Regions from separate parts of the Homo sapiens genome. Here region 2 is linked to region 1. The links are chromatin loops, found by intact Hi-C in ENCODE. Cell type or tissue: breast epithelium. All regions are shown on one strand.

The links. Hi-C counts contacts between places; a loop is a spot of excess contacts. Peaks named below come from ENCODE experiments on the same cell type or tissue, not always from the same donor. Only the 100,000 strongest peaks of a DNase experiment are listed, where the experiment ranks them.
Region 2: it touches region 1 in a loop (17-fold over the local background); 53 of 110 quality-filtered maps call a loop at or near these places.

Annotation. Positions count from the first base shown.
Region 1 is chr19:23,318,446-23,326,445 of GRCh38, forward strand. LOC107985285 (a long non-coding RNA gene) reads left to right here. Exons shown (of 3, transcript XR_002958408.2): 3 at 1-69. It also overlaps a transcript of ZNF91 not described here. Among named protein-coding and RNA genes, the nearest start is that of ZNF724, 72 kb to the left of the region's middle. RefSeq lists an enhancer at 4,478-5,271. In breast epithelium, no CTCF peak of the experiment used is centred here; a DNase peak (open chromatin) is centred at 3,148.
Region 2 is chr19:23,465,945-23,473,944 of GRCh38, forward strand. No RefSeq gene overlaps it. Among named protein-coding and RNA genes, the nearest start is that of LINC01224, 54 kb to the left of the region's middle. In breast epithelium, no CTCF peak of the experiment used is centred here; no DNase peak of the experiment used is centred here; H3K4me3 peaks cover 1,019 bases; H3K27me3 peaks cover 402 bases.

The DNA.
Region 1 (8,000 bases):
TGTGATGTGTCTCTGGACCCAACGGTAAGGTGATGTTACACTTTTGCCTTGGTTCTGACCTCAGAAAGCTTTCTGACATATTGCTGGGCTCAGCACCAAGATGATGTGAGTCTCTTGCCTGGACCCTGCCCACAGGGGGCATTGTGACATATCTCTAAGTTCATGAACTATTTGATGTGACTCTTCTTGCTTACTTGGTCTTTGCCATTAGAAGAGATTATCACGTCTCTGATTCCAGTACCTAGGTGTTGTGACTCTCCTTGTTTGCCTGCGCTATGCCCACAGAAGGTAGAGTGAATTATCCCTAAGCCCAACACACAGGTGATGTGATTCTACTGCCTGGTCATTGCCCACAGGGGTCACTGCAATGTATCTCTGGGCCCATTACCTAGATGGTGTAATTCTCCTTATTTTTCTGCTTCTGTCCCCAGTAGGGATGGTGACATATTCCTTCACCCAACATTTATGTGATGTGATTCTCCTCTCATGTCTGGACTCTGATCACTGTTGTAATTTTGACATAGGGCTGGGCTCATCTGTCTAGGTTATGTGACAGGTTATGTGACTCTCTTCTTTCTTCCTAAGCCCTACCTACAGGGAGCATGGGTACATAGCTCTGGGCCCCTCACCTAAATGATGCAATCCTCATTCTTGGGCCCTTCACTCAGTGAGTACTGTGACATATTGATGGACTCAGCACCTAGGTGAGGTAACTCTCTTCTACTTCTTGGGCTCTGACCAAGGAGGTATTGTGACGTATCGCTGAGCCCAGCACATAGGTAATGTTACTCTTTTCTCCTGCCTGAGCTCAGCATAAATTGTGTATTGTGACATATGGCCTATCTTAACAACTATGTGGTGCAACTCTTCTGCATGAGCCCTGCCCATAGGGGTATTATGCCATACCTTTTTGTTTATCACCTGGGTGATGTGACACATTTATTTTTCTGCCTGGGCTCTGCTAAAGAGGGTTATTATAACATATCTTTTGGCCCAGCACCTATGTGATGTGACTGTCCTTTCTCCCAGGCCCCAAATATTTGGTGTATTGTGAAATAACACTGGGTCCAACACCTAGAAAATAAGAGGCTCCTGCCTGGGCCCTGCCCAGTGGGCCTTGTGACATATATCTGCATACACTACCTAGGACATGTGACTCTTCTTTTCTGCCTGCACCCTCCTAACAGAAAAGATTATGACACATCACTGGACCCCGCGACAAGGTGGTGAGGCTCTTTTGACTGAGTCTTGAATACGTAGATCATTGTGACATATTGCTGAGCCCTCACAGAAGATTGTGACATATATCTGGCCCCAAACCAAGGTAATGTTACTCTCCTGCTTACTCCCAATCCATGAGTGATTGTGACATATATCTTGGCCCAGCTCACAGGTGATGATGACTCTCATACCTTGAACTAGCCAATGAGAGAGATACTGTCTCTTATAGCAAGGCTCAGGGAAAAAGGTAAGATCCTGGGTGTCCTCTTTGTACAAAGGTCACAGAGGTTTACCACTCTCTTGCATGTTGTATAAAGCCCACAAGTGGTACAGAGAGTGTCATCACAGGTCCAAGGACACAAGAAATACTGTATTTCTGGTATGCACACCCTGCCAATCCTTAAAATAGTCATCCTCACACATGGACACAACCCACTGGTGAGATCCTGAATCTCACACGTAGACACAGTCTACAGATGGAATTGTGTCAGTCATATGTGAACATCTGGACACTTATGGGATAGTGACCCATTTCTAAACCCAGCTCATAGGCACATGAGTACTCTTCTATTTAGACACAGCCAATTGGGGAGGTGTTGACTCTCATACCTGAGCTTAGACTGACACGTACAATCATGGGCTCATATCAGCATGAAGGTCTTAATGCAGATTGCAATTCTCATGCATATCATATTGTATTAGTTCATTTTCACACTGCTATAAAGAACTGCCCAAGACCAGGTAATTTAGGTAGAAAAGGGATTTAATTGACTCACAGTTCCACATAGCTGGGGAGACCTCAGGAAATTTATAATCATGGCAGAAGGAGAATCAGGAACCTTCTTCACAAGGTGGCAGGAGGGAGAAAGTGAATAAAGAAGGAACTTCCAACACTTATAAAACCATCAGATCTCTGAGAACTCACTCACTATCACAAAAACAGTATGGGGGAAACTGTCCCATGATCCAATGACCTGCCTGCTTTGACACATGGAGATTACAATTGTAGATGAGATTTGGGTGAGGACATAGAGCCAAACCATGTATCTCATAAATTCTTTGGGTGGTACAGAGAGTGTACTAACAGAGCCCAGCTCAAAGGTGAGATTGTAATACTAGTAAGCAGACACAGTCAAGAGTAAAGATTGTTGTCCTCTCACATGAGCATGGCCCACTGTTGAGGATTTGAATCTTATATCTAGAGGCAGTCAAAAGTTGCAATGTTGACTCTCATACATGGATTTTTGTTATGCATGGATTTGTTGACCTTCAAACCATAATTTAGCACACGTGTCAGGCTGCGACTTATCTAAGGGGACACAATGCCCAGAAAACATTGAGAAGCTGCTGCACAGATCCAGTTCACAGTTGAGATTGTGACTCATGTACTTCACACAACATACAAGACATGTTGACTCTCATACCTAGAACCAGAACATGTGAGGGATTGATAATCTCATCTGTGGATTTTTTGAAGGTGTGATTGTGACATACGCCTCAGCCAAACACCTGATTTGACTCTCCTGCCTGGGCTTCGTTCACAAGTAGAATGGTGATATACTGCTGGACCCAGAACCTAGGCGAGATGACTCTATTCTCAAGCCTTGGTGCCTCTTACAGGAGGCATTGTGGCATATCGCTGGGACTTGCACTCAGGTGACGTAAGTTTTCTCTCCTACCTTGGTGCTGCACAGAAGGGACATTGTGACACATCACTCATTCTAACACTTAGGCGATGTGACTCTTCTGCCTGGGCCCAGCCTAAAAAGGGGATTGTGATATCTCCCTGCACTCCTCACCCAGGTAATGTACTCTCATCTCTTGCTTGGAGGGATGGTGACATATCCCTGGGCTCAGCACCTAGCTCATGTGACACTTCTCTTCTTCCTAGGTTCTGCCCACAGGGGAGATTGTTACATATATCCTGGGCCCAGCTCCAAGATGTTACTCATTTGCCTTGGCCCTGTCTTCAGAAGGTATTGTGACCTATTGCTGGGCCCAGGACCAAGGTGATGTGACTTTCTTGCCTTGACTCTGTCAAAAAGGGGGCATCTGTGGGTCCATAAATATTTGATGTATCTTTCTTTTCTTACCAGGGTCTTGCTTATAGAAGAGATTGTTACATATCTCTGTTCCCAGCATCTAAGTGATGTAACTCTCCTCACCCGCCTGGGCCACGTCCATAGATGAAATAGTGGCTTATCCCTGGGCCCAGAACACAGGCAATCTGATTTATTTCTCCTCATCTCTTTCTACAGGGGGCATTGAGAAGTATCTCTTAGCCCATCAACTATTTGATGTGTATCTCTTCTCTTACCTGGGCTTTGCCCATAGGGGATGTTGTAACATATGGCCCAGCATGTAGGAGATGACACTCTCCTCTGATTGTTACATATTGCTTTGCTCACCACCTACTTGATGTGACTCTCCTCTCATGCATCGTCCCTGCCCCTTGGGGGTGATTGTGACATATAGCTGGCTGTAGCCCCTAGGTTACGTAACTTTCCTCTTCTTCCTGAGCCCTACCCACAGAAGGCATTGTGCCATATCTCTGGGGCTCTCAAACCTAGGTGATGTGGCGCTCCTGCTTTGGTCTTCCTCTCAGAAAGTATTGTGATGTATTGCTGGACCTAGAACCTAGGTGATATGGCTCTCCTCTACTGTTTGGTCTCTGACCAAAAAGGGATTGTGATGTATCACTAGGCCCAGCACCTAACTGTTGTGGCTCTCTACTTTCTCCTAGGCACTGCATACATTGCCTATGGTGACATATGTCTGGATCCAAAACCAAAACAATGCAACTGTTTTGCATTGGCAACGTCCACAGGTGTATTACCACATATCTTTTCCTTTAGCTCTGAAATTGAGCTCTGAAATAATCTGGATTTTTTATCTGTGTGTCTCTCCTGTTGAGTTTGAACTTTAATCCAAAAGCCATGAAAAGAGTCATAATTACTGTCACAAAGTGATAACTTTTTTCTCCTCCTCCTCCTTTTTCCTCCTTTCCATCTCCTCCATTCCTTTTCGTCTTCTCCTCCTCACTTTTCTCCTCCTCTCCTCATCTCTTCTTCCTCCCCATTCATGTTCTCCTGCTCCTTTTTCTTTCTCCCCTCTTCTTCCTCACCTCCTCCTCCATTTCTCCCCCACCTCCTCCTCCACTTCTCCCCCACCTCCTCCTCCACTTCTCCCCCACCTCCTCCTCCACTTCTCCCCCACCTCCTCCTCCACTTCTCCCCTTTCTTCCTCCTCCTCTCCTTTTCTTCCTCTCATCTTTCTTCCCTTCCTCCTCCTCTCCTTTTTACTCCCCTCCACCACCTCTCCTCTTCCATCTCTCCTCCTCCTTTTCCTCTTTTTCTCCTCGTCCTTTCTCCTTTTTGTTTCCTCCTCCTTTCCTCATCCTCCCGTTTTTTTCTTTTCTTCCTCCTCCCCTCCCCTTGTCTCCTTTTCCTCTCCTCCTTTTCAGTTCTTCCTCCTTTTCCTTCGCCTCTCCTCCTCTCCACCTTTTTCTCTTCCTCCTTCTCCTATCCACATTCTCCTCTTCCTCTTACTTTTCCTTTCTCTCCTTCTTCTCCTCTCCTTTCTCCTCTCCTCCTGTTCCTTTTCTTCTTTCTTCTCTCCTCCTCCCCTCCTTCTCTTCCTCATCTTCCTTTTCTCCATCTTCTCCTCGTCCTCCTCCTCCTCTCCCCCTCCTTTCCTCCTCTTCCCTTCCTCTTCCTCCTACTCTCTTCCCCCTCCTTTTCTTTGTTCCTACTTTCCTCCTTCTCCCCATTCTTTTCCTTTTTTCTCCTCTACTTCTCTGTCCTCTTCTCCTCCGTCTTCTTCCTATCATCCTCCTTTTCCTTTCTTCTCCTCTACTCTTCTCCTCCTTTTCCTTTTTCTCTCCTCTTCCTTTTTCCTTTTCCTCTTCTCTTCCTCCCATCCTCCTTTTCCTTCTTTTCCTCCTCCTTTTCTCTTCTCCTTTCTCCTCCTCCTTCTCTTCTCCTCTCCTCCTCCTTTCCTCTTCTCTCCTCCTCCTCTACTTCTCCTTCTTTATCCTCTCCTCCTTCTTTTCTTCTACGCCTTCTCCTCATTCTCCTCTCCTCTTTTTCTCATTCTTTTCGTCTCCTCCTTCTCTTTCTTCTTCCTCCTTCTCCTCTTTTTCTACTCCTCCTACTTTTCCTTTTTCTTTTCTCCCATCCTTTTCCTCCTCCTATTCTTCTCCTCTTCGTTTCCTATTTTTTCTCCTCCTCTCCTCTTTCTCCACTCCTTTCTTTTCTCCTCCTCCTTCTCTTCTCCTTTCCTCCTCCTCTCCTTCACCTCTTCATCTCCTCCTCCTTCTTCTGCTCCCGATTCTCCTCCTCTCCTTTCTCTTCGTCTTCTCCTCTTCCTTGTCCCCTCCTCCTCCTTGTCCATCTCCTCTACTCCTCCTTCTCCTCCTCCTCCTTCTCTTCCTTTCCTCCTTTCCTCTTTTTCTCATCCTCTCCTCCTCCTCTCGTCCTCTTCTCTTTTCCTCATTCTTTTCTTCTTCTCCTCCTTTTTTCTCCCTACTTCCTCCTAGCTTCCCTTTTCTCCTCTCCTCTCCTGGTCCTGTTGTCCCCCTCTCCTTTTTTTCTCCACTTCCTCTCTTCTTACTATCTTCTTCTCATTTTCTCTTCTAGTTCTTCTCTTTCCTCCTCCTTTTCTTCTCTTCTCCTCCTCCTCTTTCTTCACTCCTCCACTCCTACTCCTTCTCTTACTGTGCCACTGGCCATGCCAAACAGCACCCAGCACAAGTAGTGGCACCCTCTTCAGCGCTGCGCTAGAAAGAACTGATGTGCATTTATATTAGCTTTTGGAGGATAGTACTAATCCGGCCTAACTCAGGCGGCCAAGTATATATATATATATACGTATATACATATGTATGTATATACGTATGTATACATATATATATACACATATATATTTATAGATATATTCTATGAGAAATAATCTTGCTCTGTCACCTAGGCTGCAGTGCAGTGGCACAAGATTATGACTCACTGTAGCCTCAAGAGATCCTCTCACCTCACCCTCCCGAGTAGCTGGGACTACAGGCGTGGCCCATCACACCTGACTAAATTCTTTTTTAGTGACGGGGTCTCAACACGTTGCCTAGTCTGGTCTGAAACTTCTGGGCGCAAGCTCTCTAATGTTTTTGCATTCATAGTCTCCCTTATTTTAATTTCTCAAGTTTTTGCAAAATTGTTACATAACTATCCGCCCTTTTCATAGAGCGCTGTTTCTTGAGCCAGGTCTTCTGTCCATGCATGTCCTCTTGAGAGAGTGGATGTCAGCCAGCTACCCTGGCTGAGAGGGATGGGGATAATACAGGGATGCAATAAAGGAGACAGTGATAATTTATATGATCTGGGACCCCAGGCCTCACACCAGAACTGTCTAGTATACTTTTAGCAAACAAGTGCCACTGATCTGAGCCTTGTTCTGCCCTTCCACTTTCCACTTTATTACACAAGCAGGAGATAGGCAAGGGAGAAGGCAGGATGATGAGGAGACTAAATTCCAGAAAAGAAAGGGCTGCGTGCAGTAAGCAGACAGTTGCCCCCAAAGTGGTCTGGGCTCCCACTTACCTTAGAGACATGTGCAACACTTGTGAATAGTTGTTTTACAATTCTTAAATCAGTGGACAGACTGTAAGCATCCCATTGGTGTCAGTTGCCAGGTGCCCAATGCCTGTTCTCTGCAGCAACCTTTGTGGTCCCATACCTGGGCGTGAGTTCTGTTCCTGCAGAGTGCCCTGTGCATTCTGGTGCTTTTGTGCCCTCTCCTCTAACCTATAAACTGACAACTCTAACTCTATATTTTCACTTACAATTTTTCTGAAGCAGTGATCTTTTGTCATCTTGATCACACTACAAGTCGCTCACCCTGCAAGTACTTGTAAAAATGAAAGTAATCTCCATTCCTTCTGGAAGGTGATTGCCATGTACACAACCTACTAGGCCAGGAACATTACTGATGGCTGTCCTGATGCATGTCTCTCTCACCCCCATGTCCAATCAGTCACCAGGCTCTCCCCAAAACCATGCTCCGGTCACTGACTTTGGCTGTTTAATCACTTCTGACCTAAGGTCCTCATTGAGTCATAAGTACCTCTTGAGTTAATTTTCTGCCTCCAGTTTCTCTCTACTGCTGTTTATCTTCCACCCTGCTGCCAGAGTCATCATCCTCAAAAATGAAAGCTGCTCTCATTGTTTGCCTGCCTAATAACATCTCTTCCCTCCCTGTTGTCTACAAAAAGAAAAATCCAAACTCCTTCACTTGTTTTACAAAGACCCTCATCTGCTTCCAAACCAAATTGCTAGTCTTGGCTCTTGTCTCTGTCTTCCACATCACTGCCACACTGAATAATTCTTTACTGCCTCTGTTGTTGCACGGGTTGTTCTTTTTGTTTTGTCTCCATCCCCTTCCCCCAGCAAAGAATATTTACTCTTTACTCTTCTGTTGAGACCCATCTCAAATACTACCTTTTCTAGGGAAAATTAGGCCTTCTGTTCCTAATAACTTTTACCCCCATCTATCAAGTCTGTCTGCTGTAATTTATCTGTTAACATGTTTCTCCCACCTCAAGAATATTTTTTCCATCTTCTGTACCTAGCACAATTGCATGGTTGGTGCTCACTGACTACTACATGTTGATTTATTTATTTTACTTGTTTGAGAGGTGGAGTCTTGCTCTGTTATCCAGGCTGGTGTGCAGTGATACAATCTTGGCTCACTGCAGGCTCTGCCTCCCGGTTTCAAGCAATTCTCCTGCCTCA
Region 2 (8,000 bases), 150 kb after region 1:
CCTTCTCCTCTTCTTCTCCTTTCCTCTTATTTTTCTCCTCCTCATCCTCTCATTCTCCTCCTCCTCCACTACTTTTCTCCTATTTCTCCTCTCCTCCACTGCTCTTCCTCTCCATTTCCTCCTCCTCTCCTTCTTTTTCTTCTCTCCTCCTGCTCCTCTTTCTACTTTTCTCCTCCTCCTTCTCCTCTCCTCCTGCTACTCCTCTTCTCCTTTTCTCCTTCTCCTTCTCCTCTCCTCCTCCTACTTCTCCTTCTCCTGTCCTATTCCTCCTCTCCTCCTCCTTCCCCAAAACTCTCCTCCTCCTTCTCCACTCCTCCTCCTAGTACTCATCTTTTACTCCCCATCCTCTCCTCATCTCCTCCTCCTCTCCTCTCCTTATTTTTCTCCTCCTCCTTCTCCTGTCCTCTTCCTTCTTCTCTCCTCTTTCCCCTCTTTTTACTTCTCCTCTCCTCATTCTTTTCTCCTCCTCCTTCTCTTCTCCTCTTCCTTCTCTTCTCCTCCTCCTTCTCTTCTTTTCTTCTCTCCTCTTCCTCCTCCTTTTATTCTCTTCTCCTTTTCCTCTCCTCCTCTTCCTTCTTCTCCTCTTTCTTCTTTCCCTCTTTTCCTCCTCCTTCTTCTTTTTCTCTTTTCCTCCTCCTTCTACTCCTTCTACTCTCCTTCTCCTCTCTTCCTCCTCCTCCTCTCCTTTTCCTCCTCTCCTTCTCCTCCTCCTCCTCTTCCACTGCTCCTCCTTCTCTTCTCCTTCCCCTCTCCTCCTCTTTCTCCTTTCCTTCTGTTCTTTTAATCTCCTCCTCCTCTCCTCCTCCTTCTCCTCTCCTCTTTATTCTACGCTCCCCCTCCTTCACCTCTTGTCTTCCTCCTTCTCATCTTTTACTCCTCTTTCTCTTCTACTTCTTCTCCTCTCCTCCTCTCCTTTCCTTTTCTTTCTCCTGCTCCTTCTCCTCTCCTCCTCTTCTTCTCTCCTCTTTCTCCTTTTTTCCTCCTTTCCTTCTCCTCTCCTCCTTCGCCTCTTCTCCTTCTCCTACTCATCTTTTACTCCTTCCTCTTCTTCTTTTCCTCTCCTCCGTTCCTTTTCTTTCTCCCTTTCCTCCTTCTCCTCTCCTCCTCTTCTTCTCTCATCTTTCTCCTTCTTTTTTCTCCTATCCCTCTCCTCTCATCCTCTGCCTTCTCTCATCTTTCTCCTTCTTTTTTCTCCTATCCCTCTCCTCTCATCCTCTGCCTTCTCTCTTCCTCCTCTGCTTTCTCCTCTCTTCCTCCTCCTTCTCTCTTCCTCCTTTTTCTCATCTCCTCTTCCTTCTCCTTTCCTCCTCCTTCTCTTTCTTCCCCTCCTTCCCCTCTCTTCCTCTTCTCCTCCTCCTATCCTCCTTCTCCTCCTCCTTCACTCCTACTCGTGTTCCTCTCTTCCTCCTTTCCTCCTCCTCCTTCTTGTTCTCTCCTTCTCCTTTTTCTCTCCTCTTCCTCCTCCTCCTCTCCTCTTTCTCTCCTTCTCTTCTCCTTTTTCATTCCTCTTTCTTTCTACTCCTCTCTTCTTCTCTCTCTTCTCCTCCTCCATCTCCTCTCCCCCTCCTTTTCCTCCATTTCCTCTTCCTTCCCCACTCCTCCTCCTTCTCCTCTTCTTTTCCTCTTCCTTCTACTCCTTCTTCTACTCTCCTCCTCCTCTGCCTCTCCTCCTTCTCTTCTCCTCTCCTCCTCCTTCTTCACTCCTCCTTCTCCTCTCTTCCTCTTTTTCTTCCTTCTCTCTTTTTTCGTACTTCTCCTCTCCTCCTCCTTCTTAACTCCTCCTTCTCCTCTCTTCTTTTTCTTCCTTCTCTTTTTTGTACTTCTTCTGCATTCCCCCTCCTCTCCTTTTTCTCCTCCTCACCTACTTTTTCTGCTCTCCTCCTTCTACTCCTTCTTCTCCTCTTCTCCTCCACTTCTTCTTTTACTCCTTCTCTTTTTCCTCCTGCACCTTCTCCTCTCCTCCTCCCCTCCTTTTCCTTCTTTTTCCCTCCTTTTTCTCTCCTCCTCCTTTTCCATTTCTCCTCTCCCATCCTCCTCCTCCACTTCTCCTCTTGTCCTTCTCTTCTCCTTCTTCTCCTCTTTTCCTCTTCCTCCTTCTCCTCTCCTCTTCCACTTCGTTTTTCTCCTCTCCTGCTCCTCTTCATTTTCCCCTCCACCTCCTTTTCTTCTTCTTCTCCTCCTCCTCTCCTCTTGCTCCTTCTCGTTCTTCCCCCCTTTTTCTTTTCCCTTCCTCCTCCTCCTCTCCTTCTCCTTTTTACTCCACTCCACCACCTTTTCTCCTCCTCCTCTATTTTCCATCTCCTCTCTTCCTTTTCCTCTTCTTTTTCTCCTCTTCTTCCTCTCTCCTTTTTCTGTCTCCTCCTCCTTTCCTCGTCCTCCCCTCCTTTTTCTCTTTTCTTTCTCCTCCTCTCCTTCTCCTCTTCCTCCTCCCTTCTCCCTCCTCTCCTTTTCCTCTCCTCCTTCTCCTTTCTTCCTCCTTTTCTCCTCCTTTTCCGTCTCCTCTCCTCCTCCTCCTCTTCTCCTCCCCTCCTCTTCTCCACCTTTTTCTCTCCCTTCTTCTCCTCTCCATCTTCTCTTCCTCTCTTACTTTTCCTTTCTTTCCTCTTTCTTCTTCTGCTGTCCTCCTCCTTCTCCTCCTATATTTCTCCTCTCCTCCTGTTCCTCCTCTTCCTCTCCTCCTCCCTTTTTCCCTCTCCTCTTTCTCCTCCTCCTTTTTTCTTCTCTCTTTTGGCTTCTCTCCTCCTTCTTCCCTCCTTCTCCTCTTCCTCCTCATTTTCCTCTTCTCCTTCTTCTCCTCATCCTCCTCTCCTCCTCCTTTCCTCCTTCCCCTCCTCCTCTTCCTCCTACTCTCTTCCCCCCTTTCTCCTCTTCTTTTCTTTTTCTCCTACTTTCCTCCTTCTCCTCAATCTTTTCCTCCTTTTTAGCTCCTCTACTTCTCTCTCTCTTCTCCTCGTCCTCCTTCTCTCTTCCTCCTCTCCTCATACTCCTTTTCCTCTCCTCCTTCTCCTCCTCCTCTACTCCTTTTTCTCTTCATCTCCTCCTTTTCCTTTTTCTCTCCTCTTCCTCTCCTCATCCTCCTTTTCCTTTTTTCTCTCCTCTTCCTCCCATCCTCTTTTTCCTTCTTCTCTTATCCTCCTTCTCCTTCTCTTTTTCTCCCCTTCTCTTTCTCCTCCTTCTCTTCTCCTCTCATCCTCATTTCCTCCTCCTCTTTTCCTCCTTCTCTTTTTCTCCTCTTCTCCTCCTCTTCTAATTCTCCTTTTCTTTCTCCTCTAATCCTCCTCATTCTCCTTTTTTTCTACTCCTCCTTCTCTTCTCCTCCTCCTCTCCTTTTTTCTCCTCATTCTTTTCATCTCCTCCTTCTCTTTCATCTTCTCTTCCTCCTTCTCCTCCTCCTCTTCCTCCTCCTTTTCTATTCCTTCTCCTCTCCTCCTAAATTTCCTTTTTCTTTTCTTCCATCCCTTTCTTCCTCCTTTTTTCTTCTCTTCTTCTCCTCTTCATCTCCTACTCCTCCTATTTTTCTCCTCCTCTCCTTTCTTTTTCTCCCCTCCTCTTTCTTTTCTCCTCCTTCTTCTCTATTTCTCCTTTCCTCCTCCTCTCCTTCACCTCTTCATCTCCTCCTCCTTCTGCTCCCCATTCTCCTTCTCTCCTCCTTTTTCTCTTCGTCTTCTCCTCCTTCTTCTTGTCCCCCCCTCCTTCTCCATCTCCTCTACTCCTCTTCTCCTCCTCCTCTTCTTCTCCTCCTGTCCTCCTCCTTCTCTCCTTCTTTTCCTCCTTTCCTCCTTTTTTCTCCTCCTCTCCTTCTCCTCCTTCTTTTTCCTCATTCTCTTATTCTTCTCCTCCTTCTCCTTCTCTCTCTTTTTAATCTACTTCCTCCTAGCTTCCCTTTTTTCCTCTCCTCTCCTGGTCCTGTTGTCCTCCTCTCTTTTTTTTTCTCCACTTCCTCTCTTCTTCCTATCTTCTTCTCCTTTTCTCTTCTAGTTCTTCTCTTTCCTCCTCCTTTTCTTCTCTTCTCCTCCTCCTCTTTCTTCACTCCTCCACTCCTACTCCTCCTCTTACTGAGCCATTAGCCATGCCAAGCAGCATCCAGCACACGTAGTGGCAGCCTCTTCAGCGCTGCACTAGAAAGACCTGATGTACATTTATATTAGCTTTTGGAGGATAGTATTAATCCAGCCTAACTCAGGCGGCCAAGTATATATATGTAATCTATCTATCTATCTATCTATCTATCTATCTATCTATCTATCATCTATTCTATGAGAAAGAATCTTGCTCTGTCACCTAGGCTGGAGTGCAGTGGCACAAGATTATGATTCACTGTGTCCTCAAGAGATCCTCTCACCTCAGCCTCCCGAGTAGCTGGGACTACAGGTGTGGCCCATCACACCTGACTAATTTTTTTTTCAGTGACCGGGTCTCAACATGTTGCCTAGACTGGTCTGAAACTTCTGGGCGCAAGCGCTCCCTCTGTCTTGGCCTCCCGGAATACTGGGGTGAATTTATTTCTTACAGAACCGCCCTGATTCAGATGGTGCAAGCCTCGCAGGCCAGAAACATCTTCCTGACGCTGCTCCCCACCTTCTGCCCTCTCTTTCCCAGCATCCTTCCCCTGTGGAAAGAGAAACTTTCCTTCTAAGGTCTTTCCAGCCCCTCCCTGGCAGGGAAGCCTGGAAACTAGGGCCCCTGCTTTCCCCTGCAGTCGCAAAGCATCTGGGTGCTGGCCAGGAGGTGGCCTCCTGGGGTGCTCTCACCAGGGTGTTTGGTGGAAGCCCCTGACGCACCCTGCTCTGTGGATTTGATCTTCCTGGGCAGAGGACACTGGCTTCGAGGGGGCAGCAGGCAGCCCTGCGCCCTGGCCCTTTCCTGGCTGGCGGTTTTGGTGTGGCTGACTACCTACCACCTTGGGCGCCCAGGAAAGAAGGGGGCCAGGGCCTGGCCATGGGGGCGCCTATCGGTCCTTGCCCTTCCGTTGGCTAAGTGCGTGTTTTACAGAGATCCGTCGGTGTGGATTGCACCTTCCTTGTTTTACAGGGATCCGTCGATGTGGAGTGCACCTTCCTTGCAGTCGGGGGCTCGGTGCCGGGTGCCGTCGTTAGTCCAGGAAGAAGGCGGGGAGCTTCTCCCGCTCGAACAATTTGCAGCTAGTTCCGGGGCTTCCCTTCCTCCTCCCACACCGGCCCGCATCCTAGTGTTGCTTTCTCTGCCCCCAGCACCAGCCTCTTCTTGGGCTCCCTCCTCCCCTTCCCACTCGCGTCTCTTAGGAAACTGCGACCCTAGTGTTTGCTAAGGAGCAGGGGAGGTCCTTCCCGTCGCCGACGCCCCCCGCCCGGAAAGCGGCGCGTTTTCTGGGCCGAGGGCGCATCGAGGATGTGACCCATTCCCTGGCCAAGGGTGTGGGTGGGGAACGGCAACCGATCTCACTGCCTGGCGGGGCAGCTTCCTTTCCAGGCAAGGCGGAGACCTGCAGGGCGTGGAGACCCCGCCCGGCGCAGAACGCGCTGGCCAGTGGGCAGCTTGACAGGGTCCCCGTGTGCCTAGCGACCCTCTTCAGCGCTGCATCCATGAGAGGTTATAAATGAGGCGGAAAGAATTTTTCCCTGCTCAGCGGATTTGTCCTTTTTCTCTCCTGACTGGATAGGAGATAGAACACAGATACAGCCCAGATCCGGGGCAGCAGTTCACACTCCATTACAAAACTCTACACAGCTTCCGAGCTAGCAGCAGCACACATTCAGGGAACATTGGAGGGATTTTCTTCTTCTTTTGTGGGTGGTAATGTTGGTGGTTGTGGAGAGAGATAGAAGAGTGAATAAGAAAAGTATAACGATTTGGTAGGCTGAAAAACCTGTCTGGGATTTTCATTAATAGAAAATTGAACTCTTGTCCTTGTTTAAGAGTTCAGATTTAAGCTTAGCCCTTTCAAAGTCAATGGAAACAAAGTTTGCCTTTTAGATAGGAATGCTGAAAATAATGAGACACTTCTGTCTGGAGGAAACAAAATGATTTCTGCAAAGGCAGAGTCGCCAGTCCATCCCCATATATTTGAGGGTTTTTTCCTTTTTTAGATATGTGTGGTCTCTGCACCTATGCACAATGTTACTGAAGTATATTTAATAGAAGTGGAAAGTGAGGGAAAGGGAATTGCAAATAGAAGAATGTGATTTTGTTTTCATTTTTTTCATACCTGTGAAAAGCATTCTCTAGATTTGATGCTTTTTCAAGTAGGCAGTATAGTTTCTAAACCCTATTTTAATCAGGGAGTCTGTTAGAGACCACAATCTTGGCTAAAACCTCTTTGGAAACACACACACACACAAATGCTTAATTCTGTGCTACCTTCAAGAGTTGGCAGAATTTTTGCAGGAATGAGTATGAGTTCCTTCTAAAGGATCTTGTGCTCCATTTTAGGTAAATGAAGTTGCCCTATCTTATTTTATTTTATTTTATTTTATTTTATTTTATTTTATATTTTATTTTATTTTATTTTATTTTATTTTATTTATTTTTGCGACGGAGTTTTGCTCTTGTTGCCCAGGCTGGAGTGCAATGGCACGATCTTGGCTGACTGCAACCTCCGCCTCCCAGGTTCGAGTGATTCTCCTGTCTCAGATTTCCCAGTAGCTGGGATTACAGGCATGCACCACCAAGCCCTGCTGATTTTTGTATTTTTAGTAGAGACAGGGTTTCTCCATGTTGGTCAGGCTGGTCTTGAACTCCCGACCTCAGGTGATCCGCCCACCTCGGCCACCCAAAGTGCTGGTATTGCAGGCATGGGCCACCGTGCCCAGCCCTTATCATTCTTAAAAATACTGCTAAACTGGTTGCATATTAGGATATCTCATTTTTAAAGGGTTTGCTGGATGTGCGAGACTTTTAAGAAGTGCTACTGATGCTTATGGATATATGGAATATCATTCTCTGGGGTTTTCTATATACCACTTTATTTCTCATCAGAAATTCAGACTCAAAGCCCTTAGCGTGCCAGACACGAGTTTGTTATGTGATGGTTAACACGCATTTCACTGAGCTGGTACAGGTGATACATTCATACCTAACTTGTTACACCATCTAAGTGACCGTTTGATGAAAGGGTCTTTTATTTTAAGTTTATTCAGGCAGACTTTTGAGGTCTTATTTGCATCTGGCAAAGGTACAGCATGTTGAAGGAGAAAAAATAAACCTTACCTTATTATTCCTGCATTAGATCAATAGCTGTTTATTGGCCACCTGGTCTGTGCCAGGCACTGTACAACATGGGTGACCTAGTAATAAATGGATGGTAATAAATGTAGTTGCCAGCCGGTCATGGTGGCTTGCACCTGTAATCTCAGCACTTTGGGAGGCCTAGGCGAGTGGATCACTTGAGGTCAGGAGATCAAGACCAGCCTGACCAACATGGTGAAACCCCATTTCTACTAAAAATACAAAATTAGCCGTGCTTCTTGGCTCATGCCTGTAATCCCAGCTACTCGGGAGGCTGAGGCAGGAGAATCACTTGAACCCGGGAGGCAGAGATTGCAGTGAGCTGAGATTACAGCACTACACTCAATAAATAAATGAATAAACATTGTTGCCCTACATCAGGAGTCCTCAACACCCAGGGCACAGACTGATACCAGTCTGTGGTCTGTTATAAACCAAACCGCACAGCAGGAGGTGAGCAGTGGATGAGCGAGGCTTCATCAGGATTCACAGCCACTCCCCATCACTCGCATTACAAATCAGCAGCAGCATTAGATTATCGTAGGAGTGCAGACCCTATTGTGAACTGCGCACGTGAGGGATGTAGGTTGTACACTATTTACGAGAATCTAACGCCTAAGGATCTCTCACTGTCTGTCATCACCCCTAGATGGGAACCTTTAGTTGCAGGAAAACAATCCCATGGCTCTCACTGATTCTACGTTATGGTGAGCTGTATAATTATTTCATTATATATTATAATGTAATAATAGAAACAAAGTGCACAGTAAGTGTAATGCGCTTAAATCATACCAATA